Linked DNA regions of Homo sapiens: region 2 is linked to region 1. The links are chromatin contacts, found by Hi-C or POLR2A ChIA-PET in ENCODE. All regions are on one chromosome and are shown on one strand. Each heading gives the region's core, a stretch centred on a gene start or an enhancer-like site at or near the end of the contact. The rest is flanking DNA. Distances are from core to core; before and after follow the strand shown. Region 1 holds the start of APLF (aprataxin and PNKP like factor). Region 2 holds the start of HK2 (hexokinase 2).

Region 1 (4,243 bases), core at 1,132-3,631:
CAGTCTCCAAATAGGAGTATAAATCCTACTTTAAGTCAGATGCTTTTTGGGTATAATTTAAGAACTCTTTCTTGACTTTAGCTTCTCAATCTGTAAAATGGGCCAATGCTGCCGCTCTCCTGAAAGTTCTTGCAAGGATTAACAGTGATAGTGGGTAAAATATCTAGTCTTGCTACATCTGAATTGCACATGGGAGGCACCCAACATGTTAGTTTCACTCTCACCCAGGCTGGAGTGCAGATGTGTCATAATAGCTCACTGCAGCCTCAAACTCCAGCCTCAAGCGATTCTCTTGACTCAGCGTACCCCGCCCCTCTTTAAAAAAAAAAAAAAGAAAAAAAAAAAAACAGAAAACCAAAAACTGTTTTACGGAGAAATGGTTCTTGCTATGTTGTCCAGGCTGGTCTTGAACTCTTGTCCTCAAGCAATCCTTCTGCCTCAGCCTCCCAGAGTGCTGGGATGACAGGTATGAGCCACCATACCCGGTACTTTTGTACCTTTGAAAATGTATATGAGTCAATCCTATTAAACTCCTGAATACTTGTTGTACATGGGAACTGATGCCTCATCATTAATTTGCAATTTGTGACTTAATCATAAACTTGCTGGACTTCTAGTTGTTTATATAAGAATTTTATCTACTTGTATCTTATAGGTAGGTAGGTGCTTACATTTGACACAACTACTATCTGAAATGGACAAGAAGATGAGATCTGGATTATGAAACAAAGTCTCAAATATTCAACTCAGTCATAAGAGTAGTGTTTTAGAAATGGCCCCTTGAAGCTATCCTACATGCATAATTACAAGCTAAGGATAATAGTCACTGAAGACATCAAGCAACAGTGAGTGACAACTGTAAACAATGTTTAGAACTCAGCTAGGTACAGTATGTGACTCTTTGAAGCCCAGATTTAAAGCTCAGTTTCAGCTAATTTACCTAAGGTGAATGGTGTAGGCTTCCCAAATCAGTTGAAAGCATGACTGGGTACATCACCATCCTTGAGTTACTTTTGTATATAAAGACAGCTTGTATTCACTTAAAATCAGTTTATTCCATTTTGCACTTCCTTTTATAACGGGGGTTGGTTGTGCAAGAGGAGAGGTTTGAGGTAAATACTTCTTTTAACTCAGCTGAACACAAATCTCTTTTCTAGACGAGCTACTCAGCTATGTTTTCGGACTTGCCAAGACCACGGTGGCTCCCATTCATGATCCAGATTAGCTGTGGTGGCTGGAACTGCAGTCTGTGTTCAACAGAGGTCTTCTTCTTGAGGGTTAGGAGAAGTAAGAAAGCAAACGTAAAAACGGGTGAGTCAAGAGCAAGTTTTTGCCATGCACCTTGGCCCCTCCCACCACCAATACAAACCAAAGCCAAACCACAACGTTCTTGAAAAGAATCTCACATTAGGAAAACGTTACAGTGCATTTAAACGTTACAGTGTGTTTATCCACTTCTCCCAGGATCTTACTGGGAGAATAAAATGCGTCCCCTTGTGGAATTCCTGTAACGGGAATGAAGGCTTTTGAATTTCACAGCAGGGGATACCTTTGCGAGTTTCTAAAATCCCACTAGGAATCTTTCTTCTACGTCCAGGTTCGCCTGGATGCCTGGAAACGACCCCTCTTCTGCCCTTTCTCCTTTATGAACTGAGCTTTCCTGAATTCTCTCTCAAGTGAAGTAAAAGCTCGTCCCCCTTTCAACTATCATTCGGAGGGATAGATCGGCGGCAGCGCAGTCGGAGGGGCGGGGAGCCCCACTCCGTCCAAATCCCGCGGGTCAGGGCTAATCACCCCACGTCCCGTCTGAGCCACCCTCCTTGTGTCCCGCGCGGGTTGCAGCTGCTGGAACCCAAGAACACAGGGCACTGACAAGTGACAACAACCGTCAGCGTTGACTGTCACTGCGGCTCCAGGCCGCGGAGGGAAGGCTGAGCTTGCGTCCAGGCCGCGTCCCCGGGAGCGTAGACACCTAAGCCAACGGGAACGGAAGACCCTTCTACCTACTAGGCCGCGGTAGCTTCTCCTCCCGCGATTTAAATCCACCGGAATTCGAATCCTTCCCCATAGCTCTTCGCATCCCGCCCACCTGAGTCCCGCCCTGCTCAGAACTCGCGCAGGCGCCGAGAGGGGCGCGCAGTGCCTTTGGGGATTGGTAGTTTTTTCCAGGGCGTCTCCGCTCGGGAAAGGAAGTGAAGAAAGCCACCAGGACTACAAGGCCCGGCGTCCTCCAAGATGGGAGGGAGGTGAAAAGGGTGTTGGGGAATAAGCCGGGGTTTTTAAACAGTAGTTTTGAGGCGGCGAGACTGGGGAATCCCCGGTTGCGTCATTAGTAGGCGTGGAGGGGCGGGACTCGTGAAGCTGCGCTGGGGCCGGGCTCTGAGAGGACCGGCGCAGCCGCGGGGAGCCTTTGAGGCCCTCCCTCGGTGTTTTTTCCCAGGGCGTGGGCTTGCCCCGCGCGTGTCTGTGGAGGGCGGAAACAGCGGAGGGGCCAGTCTCCTGGCGAAGGGGCCTAATCCTTGCCCGCCATGTCCGGGGGCTTCGAGCTGCAGCCGCGGGACGGCGGTCCCCGGGTGGCCCTGGCGCCCGGGGAGACGGTGATCGGCCGCGGGCCGCTGCTGGGAGTAAGTGTGGGCGGGGGCTTAGCGGACCCCGAGAGCCGTGGAGTTCCGCGCCGGCTCCTGAAGACCGGCCCTAGTCCTGGCCGGTTTCCCCACCGCACTGGTCCGCCGGTCCGGATTTTAGAAGTTTGGGGCCGCACGTTTTTCAGTTACCTTTAAGCCAATTCACAAACATTTCTTTATGTTGCTTTTAAAACACTGACTGTATTACCATTATTATCTTATCCAGGGATTGGCAAACTAGTGCCTGGGGGCCAAATCCAGCCTATGTTTGTATGGCCCCATGAACTAAGAATGATTCTTAAATTCTGAAATGTAAAATGTAAACAAAAAATCTACTAATTTTTCAGGGGGAATAGTTGCTCCAAGGGTTGAGGGTATTGCGGCTTGTCTTGTAAAGCCTAAAATATTTACAGTAGTGTCTGGTCCTTTACAGAAAAGTTTGCCAAACTGTGATATTACGTCTTCTAGGCTAATTTCTTTTAACCTTTGGTCTCCTTTGCAGAGCTGTGTGGACCTTATTTATTTATATTATTTATTATTTCCAGTAAAATGAGTAGCTAACCCTTCATAAGTAATGTGTATAGCGTTCGTGTCATTGGTCTAAGGAGACATTACCTATACCAACATCTTTAACTGTCTCAAGACCGTATCAGTTAGCTATTTTTATTATCCTCATTGTTCAGATGAGAAAATTGAGCCATACATACATTATTTAAAGTCCATACATAAGCTTTTGGACACATAATGCCACAAAGCTAAATATTCTCTACCTTCTTTGGGAGAGGTTTAGGAATAAGAACATTTGCATATTGCATTCTGGAATTCTATAGATCTCTTAAGTACATCTAGTTTTCTATTTTGTTCTTTAACATTCAACATTTCTTGTTTGGTGCTCACTGTGTAGAACATTTTGCAGATTCTAGCACTGTGGGGCATACAAAGATGAATGGAACATGGGTCCCTACCCTTTAGGAGTTTTCTCTTGGGACCGGGGAGACACCTGTGTCAGTGAGCTAACACCAAGGAGTAAGGAGTGTGTACTGTTGTCCTGGTTAACTTCCAGAGTCTAAATGGAACCATTGGTACTTGCCTTAGGTCCCTTCTGGGAGCAGGGAAAGGAGTGGTAGTTTAAGATTGTATTATGGAAGCTGGTCCTAAAGGGGTGTGTGTGTGTGTGTGTGTGTGTGTGTGTGTTGTGTGTTGTGTGTTGTGTACATGCACATGTGCATGTGGTAAGGTTATTGAGGAAGTAGATATTCAATTGCTGTTCATTTTTTTACTGGACAAGTGATTATTTAAATATTTAACATCATTTCTATTTTTTTCATCGTTTGTTGGCCTATACAAACACTGGAAGGAACTGTCTGGAGGCTTTATTTTTCTTTTAAATTCGTAGGTTTGAAACTTAAGAGTATGTGCTTAATCTAGTAATCATATGTCTGGTGACTAACGAGTTTTGACTTGCTTAAGAAATTGTCACCAGTAGAGTACTGTGGGTCTGGTTAAAAGGTGGATGAATTTTAGGGCCGTGGTTTAGAAACATGGCAACAGATTGCAGACCGTTTCATTATTTGTAGCTTGTTCTTTGTGTTGTCGACTTGCTAATGTGAGATGAGCCT
Region 2 (4,449 bases), core at 1,839-4,338, 6.4 Mb after region 1:
CTAAAAGTGGGTAGAAATATGAGTGCAGAGCTGCCTCTGAGCTGCTACTCTGGGCACACGGCCTTATGGGGTAGCCCTGCTCTGCAAAGACCAGTGCCTCTGCTCCTGATGTACACTGCCACTTCAATATAAGCTGCTGTCTAATGCCACCTGCTTGCCCTTGAATTTTTTTTTTTTTTTGAAATGGAGTCTCTTTCTGTTGCCCAGGCTGGAGTGCAGTGGCGCGATCTCGGCTCACTGCAAGCTCCGCCTCCCGGGTTCACGCCATTCTCCTGCCTCAGCCTCCCGAGTAGCTGGGACTACAGGAGCCCGCCACCACGCCTAATTTTTTGTATTTTTTTTTTTTTTAGTAGAGATGGGGTTTCACCGTGTTAGCTAGGATGGTCTCGATCTCCTGACCTCGTGATCCGTCCACCTCAGCCTCCCAAAGTGCTGGGATTACAGGTGTGAGCCACCGCGCCCGGCATCCCTTGAATTCTTTACTGGGTGAAGCCAAAAATCTTCCCAGGCTAAGTCCAAATTTTGGGGCCTGCCTGCCCTGCATCATGAGGAGGTATCTGAGTGGAACGTCAATGAGGAGGAAGAATGAGTTGGAGACAGGCCTGGAGAAGAATATTCTAGATAGAAGGAAAAGGAAGAGCAAAGACCCTTGGGTGAGAAAGAGTTTGTATTTTTGAGGAAAGCATGCTAGTGTGAATGCCAAGCAGTATTCTGTGGGAAGATCTCAGGAGGTGTCTAAGGGCATGGAGATAAGTGGTCAGATGCACGGTCTGTTTTATAGGTGGAATTAACTGCTTGCTGATGGATTGACTGGCTGTGAGGGTGAGTGGCAAGAAGGAATCGAAGACGAGTTAGGGTGGATGGCGATGCCATTTGCTGAGACAACTGGGAAAGAAAAAGATTTGGGAAAAAAAGTTGAGTTCAGCTTTGGACATGTTAAGTGTGATATGCTAGTCACTTCAGTGGAGATGACAAATGGCAAGCTGGAGAAATAAGCCTGCAACTCCAGGAGAGGACCTCGCTGTAGATTTACTATGGTGAGTCATCAGCATGCATATGATATAACAGTCATGGGGCTAGGAAGTTAGTTTCTCCTCAGGGAGTTTGAAACTGTAACTAGTTCAGAGAAGAGGGTGGAGGGCAGCCCCGAATACCCCAGCATTTACCAATAGAGCAAACAGGGACTCAGGAGCCTGGGGAGTGAGGTTAGCCAGAAACCCTCAGAGTGGAGCACTGGTGCTCTTACTGAGAGAGGAAGGTGTGTCCAGATGGAGGATGTGATTAACTGTCCTCAACATCCCTGAGAGAAGGAGTAAGACAAGGGCAGGGAAGAGAAGAGAATGCAAGATTTGGCAACATGTAGGTCATTATGATGACTATGACAAAAGCAGTTTGAGCTCAATTCTGTGTGGAGTATAGGGAAGGAGGGTTGAGGACGTGCATTTAGAAGGGTACATAGTTCTCAAGAAGTTTTGCTGAGCACATCTGTAATCCCAGCTATTTGGGACGCTGAAGTGGGAGGACTGCTTGAGCCCAGGAGTTCAAGACCAGCCTGGGCAACATATCGAGTCCCTGCTTTAAAAAAAAAAAAAAGGAAGTTTTGCTGAGAGGCTAGATGGATTATGATTTTTGTTTATTTTTCCTGTTTATCCATATATTATTTTTCAACAATGAGTATTGATTACTTATATAATAATTTTAAGGCTGTACACATTGCAGACAGCACCCCACTGTTTGAAAAACTCCTCCTCAGTAGAACATGGCAGACCTTCATCTTCCTTCCCTGAACCTTTTCCAACCTTAGGCTTGCCATTCTCCACCAGTGCTAATGTCATGTCTCTTGAAATCTGTATTGAAGTCAGTATTTCATTCTTGCCAGTTTCCACTGTGTGTTTAAATTTGGAGTCTGGTGTCTAGCATTAGCTGGGGTTGGAGCTTCCACTCCTCTCAGCATTGGTAAGCCTCCTCACCCACCCCATCCCATGTCCAAGATCACCCAGTTACACACTTACCATCTACCCAGTTCATTCACATCATCAGTCCCAGAGCTGCAGAGATGCTCTTTTTCTACCTCCTACTTCTCTGGCTCTTAGAGAGGCAGCATGGGATAATGGGGCAAGCGAATAGGGCCTTAAAGTAGAGGGACAAGGGTTCTCTTCCCTATCTGCCACTTATTAGCTATGTGACCTCGTGTAAGTCTCTTTTCTTTTTGAGACAGGGTCTCCCTCTGTCACCTAGGCTGGAGTACAGTGGTATGATCATAGCTCACTGCAGCCTCGAACTCCTGGGCTCAAGCTATCCTTCCACCTTAGCCTTCTGAGCAGCAGGGACTACAGGCACATGCCACCATGTCCGGCTGATTTATTTATTTTTATTTGGGAAGATGGGGGTCTCACTATGTCGCCCAGGCTGGTCATGAACTCCTGGTCTCAAGCAACCCTCCAACCTTGGACTCCCAAAGTGCTGGGATTACAGGTGTGAGCCCTGGCCTTGCCTCAATTTCCTCATCTGTAAAACGGGGTTAGTGAAACTCACATCCTATCAGTGGTTTTGAGGATGGGCCGACTCTTGTATTGCCTGCTCTAGTACAATCAGCAGCTAAGGCGGCTCACTTTCCGGCCGTGCTACAATAGGTAAGAACTAGGATGCTTTAGACGTGTGACTGGGCAGTGGGAGCCCCTCACATGATCCCGAGATGCCAGACAGTGTCTCTCCGCACAGGGCGTGTGCTGGTCCAGAGGCCCGTTTTTCCAGTCGCCCCACACCCCGGGTCCGCGATCACGCTCCCCCCACCCATAGCCGAGCCTGACGCGGCGGTGGCTCATGCGCCTTTCCGTCCCAGCCTTTAGCCACGGACCACACGTCCCATCTCAGGCGCCCCGCCCCTCCCCCGCCCCCCGCCCCCGGCGCGCCTCCCCAGGCTGCCGGCTCCGGTGTCTGAGCGGCCGCGCCCGCGAGCCGTGAGCGATGATTGGCTGCGCCACGGCGGCGGGCGGTCCGTGGGCGCACACACCCTCCCCGCGCAGCCAATGGGCGTGCGCACGTCACTGATCCGGAGGCCCGCGGGCCGGCAGCCCCTCAATAAGCCACATTGTTGCATGAAACTCCGGCGCAGGAGTCCCGGGCTGCCGCTGGCAACATCGTGTCACCCAGCTAAGAAAATCCGCGGGCCCGAGCCACGCGCCTGTGAATCGGAGAGGTCCCACTGCCCGAGTGGAGCCGGGCTGAGATTCTTCTCAAGTTGAGCCTCAGTGATCCTGTGGCCGAAGTTAGCGCCTTGACGTGGGACAACCGGACACGTCGCCAGGAGAGAACTGAGGCGCCTTCTAGCAGTTGTGACGCCAAAATCACGTCTCCGGAGACCCGCGCCCTCCGCCAGCCGGGCGCACCCTCGCCGGTAGCCTTCTTTGTGCGCCGTCCGGACTCCCAGCTCCCGGCCCGGCAGCCGAGCCCCAGCACAAAGCAGTCGGACCGCGCCGCCCGCCTCCCCTCTCGCGTCTCCGCCTCGGTTTCCCAACTCTGCGCCGTCGGGCCGCGGCAGGATGATTGCCTCGCATCTGCTTGCCTACTTCTTCACGGAGCTCAACCATGACCAAGTGCAGAAGGTAAGTCAGCGCGGGCGGGGCGGCAGGCTGGGCTCTGGCAAAGTGGTCTGGCCTCCATCAGTCTCTTCCTCGACCCTGCGGGGACCCGCTTCCTCCCTACTCCGGGCCTGGGAGCGGAAAAAGTTTGGGCAGCCGGGACACTCCTGGGCGCCAGGAGCCACGTCCGCTAAGCACAGCCGGCGAGTGCGCGCGGGCGGGGAGCCGAGGTCGCGCTCCGCCGGGCGCCCTCCCTCCCTGAGCTCCGGCACGCGCTCACGCTCTCTCCCCCAGTCCCTTTTTCCCTGTTACTGGAGGGGCGGGTCACCCCGCAGGTAGTCAGGGATTGCTGCGCCCACGTGGGAGGGAGCCCCCTTCTGCAGCGCGAGTTCCGGCGAGAGCACGTGGAGAGAATCGTGGCTGCGGGAGGCTGCTCCGCTGCCGCGTGGGGCCGCCGGGGGCCGTCCGCGCTCGCGGACCGCGTGTAGGAGACGAGCGGTTCCCTTCTCCTTCCCCGCGGCCCTGCGGGGGTGGGCTCGAGGAGAAGCTGACCCGGGAAGGAGTAGGAAAGGGGCAGAGGAACTCCGCCCGCCGCGCCCCCTCCCCGGAACTGTGGCGCCCGGAACTGAGGCTCGGCGAGGGGCGTCCCCCATTAACCCCCGCCCCTCCAAATCAGCCTCGGGACCGCCCAGCCTCGTGTCCTCAGGATCTGCCTCTGAGTAAGGGGAGGACTTTGGTTGTTACTTTCTGGTTTGCCCTAAAAGTTACTCGGAGAGGCCAACGCGCCGCGTTCCTGGATTACTTGAGATTCTTGAGATTTATGTCCTTCCGAAAACGAGCTTTTTTTTCCTTAAGCCTCGACCTGTCT

The links. A loop is a pair of places that touch in the nucleus more often than their neighbours do. ChIA-PET counts read pairs that join two places held with the same protein, here RNA polymerase II (POLR2A). Pooled maps may share reads with other maps.
Region 2: a loop to region 1 is called in a pooled map, with 4 times the contacts of the local background. The contact joins the promoter of HK2 here to the promoter of APLF in region 1. A Hi-C loop is called at or near these places in 1 of 168 maps with a recorded cell type or tissue (naive thymus-derived CD4-positive, alpha-beta T cell) and 4 of 50 pooled maps. POLR2A ChIA-PET finds 5 or more read pairs at or near these places in 1 of 52 experiments (activated T-cell).

What each region holds. Positions count from the first base shown.
Region 1 is chr2:68,465,204-68,469,446 of GRCh38, forward strand. APLF (aprataxin and PNKP like factor) reads left to right here and starts at 2,382. Exons shown (of 10, transcript NM_173545.3): 1 at 2,382-2,624. The coding sequence starts at 2,529. FBXO48 (F-box protein 48) reads right to left here and starts at 2,091. Exons shown (of 4, transcript NM_001024680.3): 1 at 2,008-2,091; 2 at 941-1,267. RefSeq lists enhancers at 1,172-1,231, 1,325-2,220, 2,221-3,115 and a silencer at 2,457-2,666.
Region 2 is chr2:74,831,039-74,835,487 of GRCh38, forward strand. HK2 (hexokinase 2) reads left to right here and starts at 3,089. Exons shown (of 18, transcript NM_000189.5): 1 at 3,089-3,605. The coding sequence starts at 3,543. HK2-DT (HK2 divergent transcript) reads right to left here and starts at 2,949. Exons shown (of 1, transcript NR_185897.1): 1 at 1,617-2,949. RefSeq lists silencers at 2,581-2,650, 2,831-3,060, 3,981-4,230 and an enhancer at 3,807-4,449.